Regions from separate parts of the Homo sapiens genome. Here region 1 is linked to region 2. Evidence: read pairs that join two places in POLR2A ChIA-PET (ENCODE). Cell type or tissue: K562. All regions are shown on one strand. Links, peaks and the distances in the headings refer to the core of each region. The heading gives the core; the rest is flanking DNA.

Region 1 (8,864 bases), core at 283-8,282, 110 kb after region 2:
CAGGGCCAATGCCATTGCCGTGGGGTTCTCTAGCTCCCCCAAGATGGGCAGAAGCTGGGGAAGGTCCTTGTATGAGGCCAGGAGGACTGCCTGGTGGTGCCAGGAACAGAGCCTTCAGCAGGGATGCCAGAGGGCCAGGTAGGTGACTCGTGGCCTCACGCCCCATGGGCTGTGAGAACCCACTGTACCACACAAGGCCAGGGGAGCCAGCATGCTGCCTGGAGTCCCTAGAGGTAGGTTGCCTGGAGGAGGGGCCGCTGAACTGGCTGCAGAAGCCTGGGCCGTTTCCATAAGAAAGAGTCCACGTGAGCAAGGCATGGACATGGGCATGGGACCATCAGTCTGGCAAGAGTTGGGGGCCTAGAAGGAGAGGAAAGCCAGATAAGCTCAGCCAGGCTACTCAGCTCAGCTCCTAGTAGCACTGAACGCCAAGCTCAAAGCTTTGGATGGGCTTGGAAGGGGTTGAAGAAAGTCACAATCACTGTGGTGGGGAGGTCGGGTGCTCCCTTGTTTAAATGCACCCTGGATGACTCCTTAACTGAAGGAAATGAGCATCGTTGGGTTCCCACTCAGCACCCAGCAGTGTCCTGTGTCGCTTCTGGCACCTTGGCCAATCCTTTAAACAGTCTGGTGAGATAGCAATTCCTTATCTCTAAAACGGAGCTCTGGAAGATTGTGCAATTGGCTCCCATTCCTGAGCCTCCCCAAAATTCATGTCTTTTGCTAAGTGACTTTGCAGTTTCTCCCATTAAGGGGGTCAACTTCCCCACCCCTTGGCTTTCTGCTTGGCCATGTGACTTGCTCTGTCCAACAGAACAAGGTGTGCCAAGTTGGAATCTAGACTCTAAGAGGTACTGTGGGTTTCCACCTGCCCCCATGCCTCTGCCATCGCCATAAGAAGAGCATCCCTATTTTAAACTTGTTGGTTGCAGGCGGAGGCTCAGAGACAAATGAAGCCAGCCTGGATCAGCTGCCCGCTGGCCCATCTGCAGACTTGGGAGCTAAGCTAAGAAGTGTTTACTGTTGTGTTACTGTATCTGGCTGAAGAACTATGGTTGTTTGTTACACAGCATCAGTATGGCCACAGCTAACTAATACACAGGCCGAAAAACAGACCCTACCTCCTAGAGTTCTAGGGAGGATTCAATAAAAACAATCCACATAAAATCCTTAGACAAGAGTTTCAGTTGGGGAAGATGAAAAATTTGTGGAAATGGGTGGTGGTGATGGTTGCACAATAATGTGAATATATTTAATGCTGCTGAACCACACACTTATAAATGGCTAAAATGGTAAATTTTATGTTATGTGTATTTTAGCACAATTAAAAAATACCACATAGTGCCTGGCACATACGAAGCACTTAGTAGATATTAGCAATTATTAGGAGCAGGAGGGGGTGTGTGGTGAAACTACATACTCCAACTACACTACATGGAATGATAGATGAACAGTTCTGGAATGATGGTGCCTGCCCCCACTGCTCACTTCCTCCAGGAAGGGGCAAACGCTCATTCATATTAATGGGTTGAAGGGGCATCTGCAGGGGCCACATGAGAAAATGTCAGAACTGGAAGACTTCTTGGCAGTGTCTAACTTCAGTCTCTTCATTGGGGGAAACTGAGGCTCACAGAGGTAACCCAAGGTTTCTCAGTAACTTAGGGGCAGCTCTAAAATTGGAAGCTGCATCTCTCAGCTCCAAGTCCAGTGCTCTTTCTATTCTACCAGAGACAGGAACACAATAAGGCTTCATCTAATCACTAATGATGGAATTTCAGGCATCTGCAGACGGGACGTGCAGATTCCTGGTGCATCTCAAATCATGTGAACAAGACAATCAACACACAAAGCAATTTCTGCCCGCAGGTTCCTTTGACACAATGATAATGAGATAAAATGGTTTTTATTTTCCTCTTCTTTCTTTTTAAAATCAAGCCAAATACATTTTTTTTTTTTTGCATGGAATATACTCTAGTTTTGGACAGGGTTAATTAAAAGAAAAAAATACATATTAAAAGGCCAATTTGATTACTGCTACACATTAGTAATGCAATGAATAATTGATTGAATGTCTATGTTAATTGCTTCCTGAATCAGTGATTTTGCTGCTGAATTTCGAAGAGCTGTTGCTATTTTGAAGTTAGTGATAAGTTCACTGCACCAGGATGGCAGAACTTGGCACAGAGAGTAAGCTCCTGCATGGCACCCCACCTCTACTTCCTGTTCACCCCCTGCCTCCCTGACTGCATGCTCAGTCTCTTCCCTAGAACTTTGATCACTACCTGTTCCTGAAACAAGAGGGTCTCAAATTTTGGTCAATTTCAGATTTCTGGGGGAGCTTGTTGAAATGCATATTCCTGTGTCCCCATCCAGGTTTTGATCCCAGGCCTGGGACTCTGTATTGTTAACAAGTGTCTCAGAGGCTTGGTTGGGTACCATCCTTCAGCAAGAACTGGCTGGGGTAGAAATAGCCTATGCTGAGCCAGGCTCCAGACTCTGAGAGCAACGCCATCTTACTCTCTGGGTTCCTATCTACTGCTTCTTTGCTGGTAGAGTGCCCCATTCTATACAAACTGTTCCACTGGGACGTCCTGGAGACTCCCTGACTAAACTCATCTAAAAAGAAGCCTTCTTCAATTTGCTTTTCCTCTGGGAGCTGTCAGCCCAGCAAATACGGCGTCTGCCTGGTCCTGCTTGCTCAAACCCAGATCCTTTCTGGTCTCTCACTGGTCCTTCCCCAAACATTCACTCAGCAGCCAGACTCTGCCTGTCTCCCCCCATTATAAATCCTATTGACACGTTCAATTCTGCTATTTCAAAAAAATTTGTTTCCAGAGATTCTTCTTGTTCTCCCAGGGGTCCTTTTATTGCTTCTCCCTCTTGTCTTATCTCCCAGCAATGTTAATTAATTGCAGTGGGTTTTGGAAGTTATCTTCTGCTTTCTGCTTTGCCTCTATTTTCTCCCAGTTTCTTTCTTCTGGGTTTTGGTTCCTGCCTCCCTCCGATGCCCGCTGAGCCTAGGAGTCTATTCCACATAAGGGGGAAACATGAAACTGCTGATTGTGAGCTCTGTGGGGTAAGGTGGTCGCTGAATGGTGGGCTTCACCGAGGTGGCTGAGCTGTGCCCCGGGAGGCCCCCACACAGCAGTGGTGATGGCTGTTTCTTTTGGTGCTGGTGACTTTCCCTAGAGCAGAATCATCTGGTCCTCTGCCTGGAGGATCTGCCTGGGCCATCTGTCTGCCTGGCGTTCTCAGAGCATACTAGGCAAGGGGCATTCTCCATATCAACCTTTTCTTCTATTGATTTTCAGTCCATCTCATCCTTTTAACAAGGTCTAGATGATGCTTATCTCCCTGGTGGGCATTTTGGGTAATTATTAGTTTCTTTTTTCCTTATCTCTAATTTATAATTATTATTTACATTTCTCTATACACAAAGTCACTTGTAAAACATGGAGCACACATATTTAAAAGTAGTAATATCTACTTGGAATGATCTTTTTAAGATTAAATTAGATCATGAGTGTAAGGAACCCTGCAAAGCTTACAATATTAATTTAAAAAGTAAACAGGTCTCAGCTGTGTGGGGGAAGGAGGAGTGGACTACTTCGGGGTGGGAGACTGCACGGTAGGGGAAGGATGTGTGGGTATGGAAGACCCGGTGAGGAGGGGGATATGAGGGTGGGATTCTTGGGTTTGTCTGTCCCTTGCAGGGAGTGTGGTGGGAACAGCCATTCACAAAGGGCTGGCTGACTTGACACCTGGGCCTGTGTCTCAGGGCCTGCCGGGCTGGGACACACCCAGACCCCACATGTCAACAAGGGCCTGAGTAAACCCTGGTATTTCTGAATCCTTGGTGAAGTCCCCGCTGCCGACTGCTCAGTGCCTGGGGTCACAATACAGCCTTTCCGCCCGGGGGAGAAAGCTGAAAGAAAGAGCTGGAAGTGGGGATAGGTTCCCCAACCCCTCCTCCCACCACTTAGGCTCCAGCACCAGAAAAAGCCATCTGGATCACAATTCAGAATTGCTGGGCAGAGGGTGTACCTGAGGGGAGGTGCAAGAAGGCTGAGCCTGAGGGCCCTATATGTCTGTAAAGCTCAGAGGGTTATTATGCCCCATTTTGCAGATGAGAAAACTAAGGCCAATGGGGCTCAGACAAAATAATAATTATAGAGAAGAGGTCATTGGGAAAATGACCTCCTAGAGTTCTAGGGAGGATTCAACGAAAACAATCCATATAAAGTCTTTAGATAAGAGTTTCAGTTGGGGAAGATGAAGAATTTGTGGAGATGGATAGTGGTGATGGTTGCACAATGATGTGAATATATTTAATGCTGCTGAACTACACACTTATGGGAGCTATGGAAGGCTCTTGAGCAGGGGCAGTGATAGGTGGACACTGACTTGAGAAGACTTAGCTGGCAGCTCATGCATGCTAGGTTATGTCTGGGGTAGAGAGGATGAGAAATGTGCATAAAAACACCAATACCTGGAGAGGAGAATTTCCCCTGGGCTGCTGGCTGGCAGCCCTCTGTTGTCTCTGGTGTCTGAGGGAAGTTGTGCTGGCAGGGAGGCTCTATGTAGGGTTGCATTTGGGAGTTTTGCCCAAATCTATGGGCTTCTAGGATAACCTAGAGAAGCGCTAGTTATTTGAGGGAGAATCTGACTTCTGGAAACTGTCCAAAATCTGGGCCTTAGAGACCCCATGTGTTCAGTTCTGAGCAAGATAGGAAACCTTAAAATTGTCCCTCATGTCCAGGGATGCGTGGCCCTTAACAAGCACTTGGCATGGATGGCCTCACTCCCCTGCACAATGACCCTGTACCGCAAATGCTGCTAACGTGTTCATTTCACACATGGCGAAGCTGGGGCTTTGCCTAGGCCCTACAGCTAGTTGCTGGCAGAGCAAAGTTACAAAGCCAGGTTTGCTGACTGGAGGTGTCCAGGCCTCCAGATGCCTTAGCCCCTGTGCTGACTGCCCCCGTGGATGGACCTGGCACCAGAAAAAGGGCAGGGCCGAGGATGTCCTGCGCACACTCGGCAGAACGTCCTTGCAGGCATGAGCATGCTTCTCCTGCGGCCTCACTCCACACTCCGAGGCTTCCCTTCTCACTCAGGCTGCTTAGGCCGAGTGTACGGTGAACACTGAGCTCAATCAGAATGATTGTTCTTATTATTATTGTTATTTTTTGAGACATCATCTTGCTCTGTTGCCCAGGCTGGAGTGCAGTGGTATCATCATGGCTCACTGCAGCATCAACCTCCTGGGCTCAATCAATCCTCCCACCTGTCTTCTTAGTAGCTGAAACTACAGGTGTGGTGCCACCTTTCCCGGCTAATTTTTAAATTGTTTGTAGAGATGGGGTCTCACTATATTCCCCAGGCTGGTCTTCAACTCCTGGCCTCAAGTAATCCTCCTGCCTCGGCCTCCCAAATTGCTGGGATTACAGCCATGAGCCACCACACCTGGCTCAGAATGATTATTTAAAGGTCCAGAGTCCTTTTGAAGAGCTGGAGGGAATGACGAGCTTGGCATAACGTGGGAGGCTGTCTTCAGGACAATATAAGAAGCTGGGGCCGGGCGCGGTGGCTCACGTCTGTAATCCCAGCACTTTGGGAGGCCAAGGTGGGCGGATCACAAGGTCAGGAATTCGAGACCAGCCTGGTCAATATGGTGAAACCCCGTCTCTACTAAAATTAGCCTGGTATGGTGGCGGGTGCCTGTAGTCCCAGCTACTCGGGAGGCTGAGGCAGGAGAATTGCTTGAACCTGGGAGGCGGAGGTTGCAGTGAGCCAAGATCACCACTGCACTCCAGCCTGGGTGACAGAGTGAGACTCTGTGTCAAAAAAAAAAAAAAAAAAAAAAGAAGCTGCCTGGGTATGGTCCTTGGGCCAGCAGCCTCATTGTCACCTAGGAACTTGATGGAAGTCCAGGCACTGAGATCCCATTCCAGATCTACTGAGCTGGAATCTGCAGTTAGCAGGATTCCTGGAGAATCACATTCACCTTAGGACTTGAGAATCACTAGGCTGGGAGGCCAACAGGTGTGGCAAAACCGCCAAGTTGCCATAGGGAATCTTGGGAGGCTCTGGGGTTCCAGACACTGGCTGAGATTCCTGGCTTCTCATCTAGTCTTTCCATTTATGGAAAGTGGCAAGAGTTCAGAGATAGGAGGTAACTTTCCCAGTGTCACCCGGCAAGACAGGAGCAGAGCTGGTATAGGATCTCAGACTTTTGGTGTCCTCTTCCTCAGCTTTAATCCCCAAGGCCATCAGGGGATCCCAGGGCTGCAGAAACCATCGGCTGGGCCAGGGCCAAGCAGGAGTCTCCTGAAGCTCCATCATCCTCATTAATCTCCCAACCTCAGAACGGGTTGTTTTCCTGAGAGGAACAATCAGTGCCTTTGGGGACAGAAAACCCCTGGGAGGGGGACTCAGAGAAGGCCCTGGGCTGCACAATGTAGATGGTGTCCTGCCAGCTCCCAAAAGAACAATCTTTCTTGGCAAGCTCATGGGGATGCATTCCCGGCAGCGTGACTCGGAATGGCAGGGTTACCGGGGAACCTGGGATCTCCCTGGGGATGCCAGAGGGAACCCGAGGCACTGTGCCAGAGGAGGATGAGCACTGAGCTGAGAGTCCACAGACCAGCAGCCTGGTCCAACACTGCTGCTGATGGTTTTCAACCATCCACTTCCTGTGCAGAAAACACTAATAACTATTGCTTATATTCTGATTCTGTCCATGAGCTCCATGACTCTAACTGTGGCTGTGACACAGTCCCGAAATCCAGAATCCCAGAGTCCAAGTCTCTACTCTGTCTTCAGTAACCCTGTGATCTAGGCCCTAGATTCCAGGGCAAGGGGCTCAGCATCTCTGAGGCTCAGTTTCTGCTTCTATGTAATGGGTATGATCACACACCTACCATAGTGGCGAAACCTATAATGACTGACTGTATCAAGTGTTGCTGGAAACATGGAGCAACAGAGGCTCTCATACGTTGCTGGTGGGAGTGTGAAATGGAACAGCCATTTTGGAAAAAGTTTTGGTAGTTTCAAGTAAAGCAAAACCTACACCTACCCTATGGCCCAGCAATCCCACTCCACATAAGAGAAATAAAAATATATAGGAGATCGAGATCATCCTGGCTAACATGGTGAAATCCCGTTTCTACTAAAAAAAATACAAAAAATTAACCAGGTGTGGTGGCACGTGCCTGTAGTCCCACCTACTCGGGAGGTTGAGGCAGGAGAATTGCTTGAACCCAGGAGGTGGAGGTTGCAGTTAGCCGAGATCTCGCCACTGCACTCCAGCCTGGGTGACAGAGAGAGAGTCCATCTCAAAAAAAAAAAACAAAAAGAAAAACATATATATGTATATGACCACCAAAGACTTATACACAGATATTCATAGAGACTTAATTCACTATAGCTTAAGACTGGAAACAACCCAAATGCCCACCCACAAGAGAACAGATGAACAACTTGTGATGTAGTCTGACAATGAAATACTACACGGCTCTGAAAATGAATGGACCATTGATACCTGGAGCACATGGGTGATGGATGAATCTCACAATGTTGAGTGAAATAAGCCAGGCAGGAAGAGAACACACCATGCGATTCCATTTATATGAGGTTCCAGAGTAGGTGAAACTAATCTACCGTGGTAATGGTCAGAGCAGTGGTCTCCTCTGGAGGGCAAGGAGGGATCCACTGGGAAGGGGCGGTGGCCTCCTGGGGAGGTGGCAACGTGCTACAGCTGGATCTGGGTATTGGTCATGCATGTAGAAACAGAGGTAAAAATTCACCCAGGAGTGCACTTGAGATTTGCTCATTGTACTGTGCAGTTTTACTCAATGAGAGAAAGAAAGATTAAGCCATGTGGGAGGGATGGGGAGGACCAGGCCTACCTCCCAGGGAAGTTCTGAGAATGGTACTAAAGAAGACCATGAGTCCTGCTCATAGTGGATGCTCAACCAACGATTGCTAAAGATAAGTTGAAGTTTTGTAGGGGAGGCACCTCTCATTCTCTTGGGCCTCAGCTTCTTGCTCTGTAAAATGGGAATAATGAGCTTGCAGCTCGTGGAGATGATGCTGCAAATGTGCCCAGAACAGGGCTCGCCTCCTGAGTGGCCAAGGTGGGGTCTGTGCAGCTGCCCTTCACTTAGAAACAGACTGAGAAGGGCCCAGTGCGGTGGCTCACGCCTGTAATCCCAGCACTTTGGGAGGCCAAGGCAGGCAGATCCCCTGAGGTCAGGAGTTCAAGAGCAGCCTGGCTAACATGGTGAAACCCCCATCTCTACTAAAAATACAATAATTAGCTGGGCATGGTGGTGCACACCTGTAACTCCAGCACTTTGGGAGGTCGAGGCGGGCAGAGCACCTGAGGTCAGGAGTTCGAGACCAGCCTGGCCAAAATGGCAAAACCCTGTCTCTACTAAAAAATACAAAAATTAGCCAGGCATGGTAGTGAATGCCTGTAATCCCAGTTACTTGGGAGGCTGAGGTAGGAGAATCACTTGAACCTGGCAGGCAGAGGTTGCAGTGAGCTGAGATCATGCCACTGCACTCCAGCCTGGGCAACAGAGCGAGACTCCGTCTTGAAAACAAAACAAAACAAAACAAAACAAAACAAAACAAAGAAACAGACCCAGAAGGTGGGCCTCAAAGTGCCGCCCCACAGTTTCCCCTTCCATGAATGTAGCACAAGTGACTCCATTTGGCTCAAAAAAGTTTCTAACGCCTCCTGGCAGGTGGAAGTTCTGAGCACCCTGGTCACAGAGAGGCCCAAGGGATTCAGAATGCAGTGATCCAGGGGCTCTAATGGCAGGGATAGGCTGAGGTCCCACCCACTGACAGCCACT
Region 2 (8,864 bases), core at 184-8,183:
ACAAGTCTGGTCTGAAGATCCCCAGTGATGGAAGCCTAGCTCTGCCAGTCACTAGTTATGTGACTTGGGCAGGGCTCTTAATCCTCTGTGCCTTGGTTGACCCTCCCCAACATGGAGACAACCCTACAGCCTACCTCACAGGGTTTTGTAAGGATTGAGATAGAGCTAGCACAGTTTCTGGCAACGAGGAAACACTTGTTAAATGGTGACTCTCCTATGAAAATTTAACTTACTCCCTGCCTCCAATCGCTCCCAGACCAGCATGTACCCCATAGTGCCATATTTCAAAGGGAACTCAGCTCTGACTTTCCCATGCCCACCAGGCTCCTTGTCACCTCTCAGGTGGCTGGGGAGGCCTCCAGCTTGTTGGCACAGCAAACAAGGCTAGTTTCCCTTCTGTTCTGGTCTTGATGAACTACTTATAGTTCCCATGAGGTAGGATGTTTGCTTTCCTCTCCTGGTTGCAAATTCTGGCCTTTCTGTAGGGGGCCCACTGCCCCAGTGATGGGGAACCCTCTTCCTCCATGCTGAACCCAAGGAAACAGGTGAACTCAGCCTGCAGTTGGGGGTGGAGGGCCAACAGCTCCTCCCTTGTCCTCACCCAGAGAGCCTCAGCCATTCTCTTAGATATCCTCTCTGGGGGAGGCAATTTCCTCTGCACGTGTGTGTAAGGAGGGAGAGCCTGATGGTGAGTGTGGATGTAAGCAGGCATGCCAATGTGAGTGTGCTAGATCAGTGTGTCTGTAGGGTGAGTGTGTGAGTGTAGGGTAAATGTGGGTGTGCAGGGTGGGTGTGGGTGTGTTAGACCAGTGTGAGTGTGCATGGCTAGTGTGACTGTGCAGGTTAAGTGTGGGTGTGTAGGGTGTATGGGCGTACAAGGCATATGTGGGTGCAGGGTTAGTGTGAGTATGCAGGGCTAGTATAGATATGCAAGATGAGTGTGGGTGTGCAGGGTCAGTGGGAGTGCATTATGGTGGTTTTCTTAGTATGAGTGGGACAGGGTCTGGGGGCACACCTGTGTCAGAAGAAGTGTGCAAATGCTGGTCTTAGAGTACGCCTGTAAGTGACCGTGCTTTGTGTGTGGGAAAGAGGGTCTCTATGATGTATCAGTGGACATGTGGTTGGTGTGAGTGACCCCAAAGGACAAGGTGTGCCACACAGGTCTACTGGAGCATGTCAGCATGAGTGTGCGTGTGTGTGTGTGAGAGAGAGAGAGAGCAAGCCCAAGATATCTGTGCCACACCTGTCTCTGGGTGTGCAAGCCCCATGATGTGTGAGTGTCTGTGTATGTGCTCAAAGCTGAAGAAGACAATCTCACAAACTCTCACAGTTGAGAAGAGAGAACAGGGAAAGAGGAAGGGAACTGAAAATGAATACCTCAGAAGCAAATTTAGTGCTATTTTTAGACAACTCCTATTCTGTTAACCAGAAAAGGAAAATCTAAAAAAAAATCCCAAAGAAACCGCCTTGCATCAGCCTTGAAGGCACAGGTGGCAGACGTAGGTCTAAGGGGCAGGCAGTGAGAGGGATCCAGGGCTTCCTGTGGAGCTTCTCACCCTCACGCCTGGCCTGAGGAAGGGGAGGTCCAGCCCTTACCTTCCTACCAGGGTCAACTCACTCCACTGTCCTCTGTTCTCAGAGGAGTTGCCAATGTTAGATGGCAGGAAAAACCTTCCATTTCTGCTCATCCATCCATCCAACCATCCATCCGTCTATCCATCCGTTCGTCCATCCTTCCATCTGTCTGCTTGACCATTAGCTGTCTGTCCATCTGTCAATCCATCAATCTCTCCATCCATCTGTTCATCCACCTACCCAATAAAACTAATGAGCTGCATCACAGGCCCTGCCCCGGGCACTGGGACTATGAGGAGAGCAAGAGAGACACTCAGATCCTTTTTCCTGCTGTTTAACATCTGCTCACTCTGCCACACAGAGCCCCCCAGTAACCTCAACCCCATGGTCAGGATGTGCAGGCTGGGTCAAGTGATTTCTGCACAACTTTTGGTTCGGGTTTTCCCTGGGAATCAGATCCACTCAGTTTTGATCTTGGTGTGATGACTATGATGAACAGCAGGAATCAGATCCACTCAGTTTTGATCTTGGTGTGATGACTATGATGAACAGCAGGAATCAGATCCACTCAGTTTTGATCTTGGTGTGATGACTATGATGAACAGCAGGAATCAGATCCACTCAGTTTTGATCTTGGTGTGATGACTATGATGAACAGCAGGAATCAGATCCACTCAGTTTTGATCTTGGTGTGATGACTATGATGAACAGCAGGAATCAGATCCACTCAGTTTTGATCTTGGTGTGATGACTATGATGAACAGCAATTGCTTAGCAAGTGCCTTCCATGGGCTGTGTGGTGTTGCTGTCCCCACTTTATAGGCAAGGAAGCTGGGGCTCAGAGAGGCCACAATCGCCACGGCCATATGGGTAGGACTTGGCATAGTTTCAGTATGTCTTCTCTGTCCAAAGCCTCTGCCTTTCCTTTGCATCCCCTTGTCCTTCAACAACTTGCACTATGGCCCTTCCTGCCTCAGTTTCCTCTTCTGTAAAATAAGGGTGCAATCTGGACAGAAGCTCAGTGTTGAAGGGTTATTTTAGCCCCACCCTCAAGGATCCTTGCTTCTTGGGTCATGCACAGTTCCCAGGGCTTCCCTGCTGCTGCCTTGTGTCTAGCAGAAATGGACATCCCAGTTGCAGGTCAAGTCGTGCTTGGCTGGAGGCCGAAGGAAGGAGAAATGCCCTAGAATCAGGAAGGCATGACCTGACCGGAATTCACCTTCTATCTGTGACATCCACTGCCCACCCTTGGGCTTCTGACTGCGGTGCCTGCCTTCCAAAATTTGTACCTTTTATGTGTTCCATGTTTAGAAATAATTTCCTTAAAAAATATTTGTGGAGTTTCTAATGAGGCTAAAACAGTAAAGTCACTAGCAGATCCAGACAAGATAGCCTGTTTGAGGCAGAAAAGTGTTGGGGAAGCTTCACTTTGGGCTGCAAGAGAGGGAACATGCCGTGGGAATGCTGGGGATGGTGGCCCTGCCTGGGATGGGCCAGCGGCTCTGGACATTGTACTCTGGTTTCAGCCAAATGCCTCAGCCACATCCCACCATCCTCTCTTGCACTGCCCAACTCTTTCCCTACTGCTGCACTGAAATTCTTGAGGTCTTCTTTGCAGCACTGGCTGCCTCCAGCCTCCAGGTCCTAACTGGCCTAACTGGCCAACATGACACTGTCCTCTTCTGCCCTCATCCCCCTCATTCTCTCCCACTGTCTGCTCCGTCCCTGTGGATTACAAGAAGAGGCTTGGAAGAAGAACAAAAAATGATAACAGCAACACCAACATCATTCCTGCTAGGTGCTCAGCACTGCTTTATGCACTTAGCTTGTTTAATCCTTCACAACGATGCTTTGCACTGGTACTCCAGCCCCGCCATTTATACAGGAGAAGACAGACTGAGTGTGCAGTGATTGGTGTAAGGTCTTATGGTTAAGGGGTGGCAGGGCCAGCCCTCTCTCATACACAGGCACTCTTAACAGCAACCTAGGCTCACACCCTTCTGTCCAGCAGACCAACTTCTTTGCCGTTTTTCCTTTCTGGTTTCTACAGTGAGGCACAGGGTTCTTCTGCGGTCAGTATTCTGACCACACACAACAGGTCACTGGCTGGTTGGTGAGGCCTCAGGCTTCACCTCTGACCATGGAGGGCTGGGGCCTAGGGAGCTGTCTCTGGGAATGAAGTGCTGATGGATGGACGGAGGTCAGTGCTGGGGAGGGATTGGATAGCTGAGGTCAGGGAACCTGATAACTACAGGCCCCCTCTCTCCCCAGCAGGTTGACTAACCTAGGCTGGGAGTGAGAACTGCCCACGTGGTCCTGGTGCTGAAAGACAGTACCCCTGGGGAGGACAAAGCTGGCAGTGGGGAACTGGCTTCCCTGGGAGCTGTCCTCAAGGGCACAGTGCTGATTAGGGAGGTGGAGGTGGGTGTTAAGGACAACATGTGAAGGAGCTGTCCACACACTGAGGTGCTGACACAGAGCAGGATGTTATTAAGTGCCCCTAGGAACTCTCCAGGACAGCAATGCTGACCAATGAAGAGTGGGGTTGGGAAAGCCAAGAGAAAGGTGCAACCCCCTTCCAACACCTAGGGTGCTGGGTGTAGGCGCTGGGGAAGGCACTGGGCCTTTTCCATGAGTTCTGTGAGCAAGCATGGGGAGCTGACCCCATATTTTAGTGCTGATGCTCAAAGCCTGTTTTTTAGGCTTTTAGGGGGCAGGACTGAGCTAACAAAATGATACTGTATAAAAGGTGACTCAGGGTCACTGAAGTGCATGCACTGTGGACCCACTTCAGTCCATCAGTGCCATCTGCCACTGATGCCAGAAATTCCACCATTAGTGATTCATTCTTTTGTACTGTGCGTGGTCCTTTCCTTCTGATTTCTGCCAGAACTGGGAGCATATTTAAGTGGTAGCATCTCAGTCTGACTGAGCTTAGTAAATTATTTCCTCCATGGGGTGAGGGAGGAAAAACTCACCCACAGAGGTGCCAGGGGATGTGTCTAAGTTGGGATATTACTTTTGGATAGTTGAGTGAGTCCTTTGGGGTCCAGATCAGAGAAACAGGAAGCTAAGGCTTGGAGGAAAGTCTTTCTATGTGTTCCAAGAATGCGGATGCTAGGAAATCTAGCTATATTGAGAAAGAGGCATTAAAACAGCAGAAAGTAGGACTCTTGGATTCAAAGGAGTGAGGAAATGAGAATGATGCAGGTACCAGCAGGGATTTGCGTATGTGCATGGGTGGAAGTGTCTTTTAGCTTCTATTTCTCACTACTGTGGCCAGACACTGTTCTACTTCTTCTAGACTAAAGCAGAGGTGCCCCTGGTTTGGTGACTGTGCACTCATCTTCCACACTTGAGCCCTGGTTATCTCCACCCAGAGTCTCCTTGGCAGAAAGCCAGAGATCTCTGTGAGGCTACTGACTTGGCCTCAGATCTGAAGGAGGAAAATCAAAAGGCCAGGAAGCCAGAGGAGCAGCTGAGAGCACGTGGGGATAAGCAGAGGTTTGCACTTGGGTCTGCACCCTCCCTCATGGTAAAGGTGTTCTCTCCTTCCTCTCCTGATAAAGTCTTCTCTGGGTGCGGCTCAAGGACCCCAGAACAGGGCTTCTCAAAGTGGTTCCCTGAGGGCTACCTATGTTGGCATCACTTGAGGGCTGGTTAAAACACAGGTCTGCAGCCCCCACCCTGCAGAGATGAATGAGCGGATGGTGGGGGCTGTGAATTTTAAATGAGCAGAACTCCTGTCCTCGTGCTTTGGGGCTCCTGTTCCTCCATCTCTAGGCTTCCTTCCTCTTGTAGCCCACACTTTCCTGGTTTTGGGTTCTAAAGTCCTGCCTTGCTTTTGTGACTCAGTCTGTGGCTCAAAATAATCTCCAACTCCCTGGCCCTAACCATCCAAATGCCACCTCCTGGTAGGCTAGGCCCTTGGGTGGCTTCTGGTGAGGACCCCCACTGGCAAACTCCAGGGCCCTTTTCAGTCTTCACGTCCCTGCCCACGGCTGATGGCACCTCCCTTCCTTCTTCCCACTCTCCTGTGCTTCTCTGACCATGTCTGCCCAGGCCTCCATGGCTTCTCTGTTTTGGGGTAACTGTAGGTTTCCCCATGGTCCTGCCCTCTTAATGCCTTGCCTCTCCCTGGGCAATGACACCCATCTGGCATCAACTTTCACCCTAACATGGGTGGTTCCCAGACCGACCTTTCCACCACGGCCTTTCTCCCAAGCTCCAGAACCGACCTTCTTGTGGTTGCCAAATGTCCCCTCCAAAGGTCCTCCAGGCCCTCAGGCTCTCCTAAGTCTCCTCATTCTTTTGTGACCCTTGTGTTACTAAGGGCATCCACAGCACTATCTGGGCCACTCTTGACTCTAATCCTTCCCTCATGTCCAGTCCGGTGACCAGACCCAGGAAGCATCAGCATAAAGGCTCAGCCTAACTCCTCTTCCTCCCCTCCCCAGGCTCCCAACTCTGGTTTAGGTTCATCCACAGCCCCTCAGCCCCCTGGCTCTCTAGCCTTACATCCTCCTTCAGTGACCACAGAGTGAAGCTGACAGTGACTGCCATTTAGAGTGGCTTCTGCATGTCAGAGGCTGTGTGAGGCTCTGCTCATACCTTATCCCTCAACAACCCCATGAGGTAGGTATTATTATGCATATTTTACAGATGAGGAGACTGAGGCTCAGAGAGGTAAAATAACATTACGCTCAAGCTCACACAGCTAATGAGGAGTGGCAGATCTGGGAGTAGAACTGGGCTTTTCTGACTCTGAAGCTGCCACATTATGCTGCCTTTTGGATTTGAGCATGGCTGTCTCTGGATTAAAAATTTTCACTGGCTACCAGTGCCTATTTAAGAAAACATATTCGTGACTACAGCTTCCCACATCCCACCTGATTGGCTCTGAGCTGGCCTCTCTGGGGTCTGAGCTGGCCTCCTTGGGGTCCGAGTTGGCCTCTCTGGGGTCTTGTCTAAGTTAACACCCAGTGTTGGGTCCCACTGAGGGACCTTATGGTCCTTGCCATTTTCTGAACAACTAATGCAAGTTCCTGCCTTCCAACTTTTGCATATATGTTCCTTGGATCCAGAATGGTCTACCACCTGCTTTTCCATTAATCCAAACCTCACTCTCCAAGATCTAGTCCTCATGCCAACTTCTCTGTGAAGTTCTCTCCAATTCCTCTGCTCCAAATTCCAACTCTCTTCCCTCTGCCAGCCCGTCGCGTGTGGCTCACTCCTTAAATCCATACTTTGACCCTCCACCCACTGCCTTGGGGTGGGTTTTGCCAGCTTGCCTCCCCAACTAGGCCCTGAGCTCCCCAGGAACAGGGCCTCTCCAGTCCCCAGCACAGAACAGGCCTCCACCAGGTCTGGTTCCATGACCGAGAAAGCAGTTGGACTATGGAATGACATGGGAAGCGAGGAATATTAGGGTGACACCTGCCTTTCAAAGCAGAAACTGGCCAACCAGATGGTAGGAATAACTTATGCCAAATGCATTCTTGCTGAGGGCCGGACACGTGCCACACTTTATAGGCATCAAACCAGCAAATCCACATATGAACCCCAGGAAGGAGCTTCTATTGGTATCCCCTTTCACAGATGAGCAAATGGAGGCTTTGCAAGGTTAAAGAGATTGCGCGGGGTCACGTAATTGTTGGATTGGAGCCCAGGCAGGCTGCTTTCAGAGCCCCTGCTCTGGATCACAGTGTTACACAGTGGCCCCTCAGGCAGTGGAACACACTGCAGCATGTGGGTCAGGAGTGGGGAGATGTCCTAGTCCTCTGGGCTACTCTGGCCAGGCCGGTGTCTTCTGCCACACCCAGTGCTGGGTCCCACTGAGGATCCTTATGGTCCAGCCTTTGTACTTTTCTCCTTTGCCTATTCTCCATTCGTCCCTGAAACCTGGAGGTCAGGGCCAGGACACTCTGATCTGCCAGGAGGCAGCCCTTGGGCCCAGTCCCAGGGACCAGGTGGGGTGTGGGGGGGCACATGCCGCTGCCTACCTCAAACTCATCCTCTGCGTCCGCTCTCCTGGCCCCAGAGCTGCCCCACTGGCAGCCCCAAGCCCCAGACCCCAGACCCCAGACCCTGGAACCCCATGCCCTGTGCGCATGCTGATTAGTGACCATCCTGGCTGAAGTGTGACCATGGGGGGGCCTGACTAGCTCTGTAGCTCTTCCCCTGACTTGGCATGTCTGTCCCTGGCCACTGCGGAGACGAACAGAATCCACCCGGCACCTTGAACAGATGGTGCCACTTCTAAAAATAATGCCGCACCACACTCCCCAGCGCAGCCGAGTCCTCGCGACAGAAGGGGGTGCGGGTGGGGGTGGGGGCTGCTAGCTGTGCTCACCAGCCATCTGCGCGGGGACAGATGCGAATGCAGCCTCCCAGGGGACACAGGCCCAGGGGACCCTAGCCTTGATGAAGCTGCACAGAGCCAAGGGTTTGATGCTGAGGCTCCAAGCCCCCCAAATAAAAGCAAGCCAGGACACGGCAGGGTATAGCTTGGCTCCCTCCATTCCCACAGTCTATGGCCCCCACAGCAGCCCTAGCTCCACACCATAGCATGACCAAGATTGCTATCTGGAATGCCCTCTCCTCTCTTCTCTGCCTGTTACCACCTTATCCATCTCAGGGTCCCTAGATCTGCAACCCCCAGTGCAGTCTCCTCCTGGGAACTTCCTCCATCCCCAGAAGCCTCTACCTTCCATGGAAACCACTTAAGTCGTTCTCTGGCCTTAGTTGTCACTTCTCTGAAATGGAGACAATCACAGCCCCTCCCTCCCAGGGTTGTTGGGAGGAAAATGTGAGTTAATGCAGGGCACAGGGCTCAGCCCAGAGCCTAGCCAGCGAGAGAAACTAGAAACTGGGATGACAGTGATTTCTAGATGGGGAAATGGAGGCCCTCAGGTGGAAGGCTCTGGTGCAAGGCCATGGAGCAGGTGCTGGCAGAGCTGGGCTCAGGCCCAAGGCCAGTCAGAGGACTCACCTTCCTAAGCCTGCCACCCACCTCTACCCCAGGGATGGATGCTCCAGGAATGTGTCCCACCTTCATCCTTGGGCCAAATTTTCCCTGAGTGCCAGGCCCTTCTCCAATCTTGGGCTGCTCTGGGGAGGCCTAAGGGATACCTTGAAGATACCCTGTCCTCATGACTTGCCAAGAACCAGCCCCAAGCCTCCTCTCCCCTGAGCCCTGGTGTGACTCCTTCAGCTTCTCAAGTAGGTTCAAGTCCTGCCCAGATCCCTCAGCCAGAACGTTTAAGAGTTCAAGTGCCAAAGTGCTTTCA

What was found. Peaks named below come from ENCODE experiments on the same cell type or tissue, not always from the same donor. Only the 100,000 strongest peaks of a DNase experiment are listed, where the experiment ranks them.
Region 1: POLR2A ChIA-PET joins it to region 2 with 6 read pairs; 2 of 35 experiments call an interaction of 5 or more read pairs at or near these places.

The regions. Positions count from the first base shown.
Region 1 is chr3:10,571,208-10,580,071 of GRCh38, forward strand. It overlaps a transcript of ATP2B2 not described here. Among named protein-coding and RNA genes, the nearest start is that of ATP2B2-IT1, 5.3 kb to the left of the region's middle. RefSeq lists an enhancer at 252-751. In K562, for the core only: no CTCF peak of the experiment used is centred there; no DNase peak of the experiment used is centred there; H3K27me3 peaks cover 1,696 bases.
Region 2 is chr3:10,456,367-10,465,230 of GRCh38, forward strand. The region is part of intron 1 of ATP2B2 (ATPase plasma membrane Ca2+ transporting 2); the gene reads right to left. Among named protein-coding and RNA genes, the nearest start is that of ATP2B2, 45 kb to the right of the region's middle. RefSeq lists a silencer at 3,819-4,113. In K562, for the core only: no CTCF peak of the experiment used is centred there; a DNase peak (open chromatin) is centred at 3,985; H3K27me3 peaks cover 726 bases.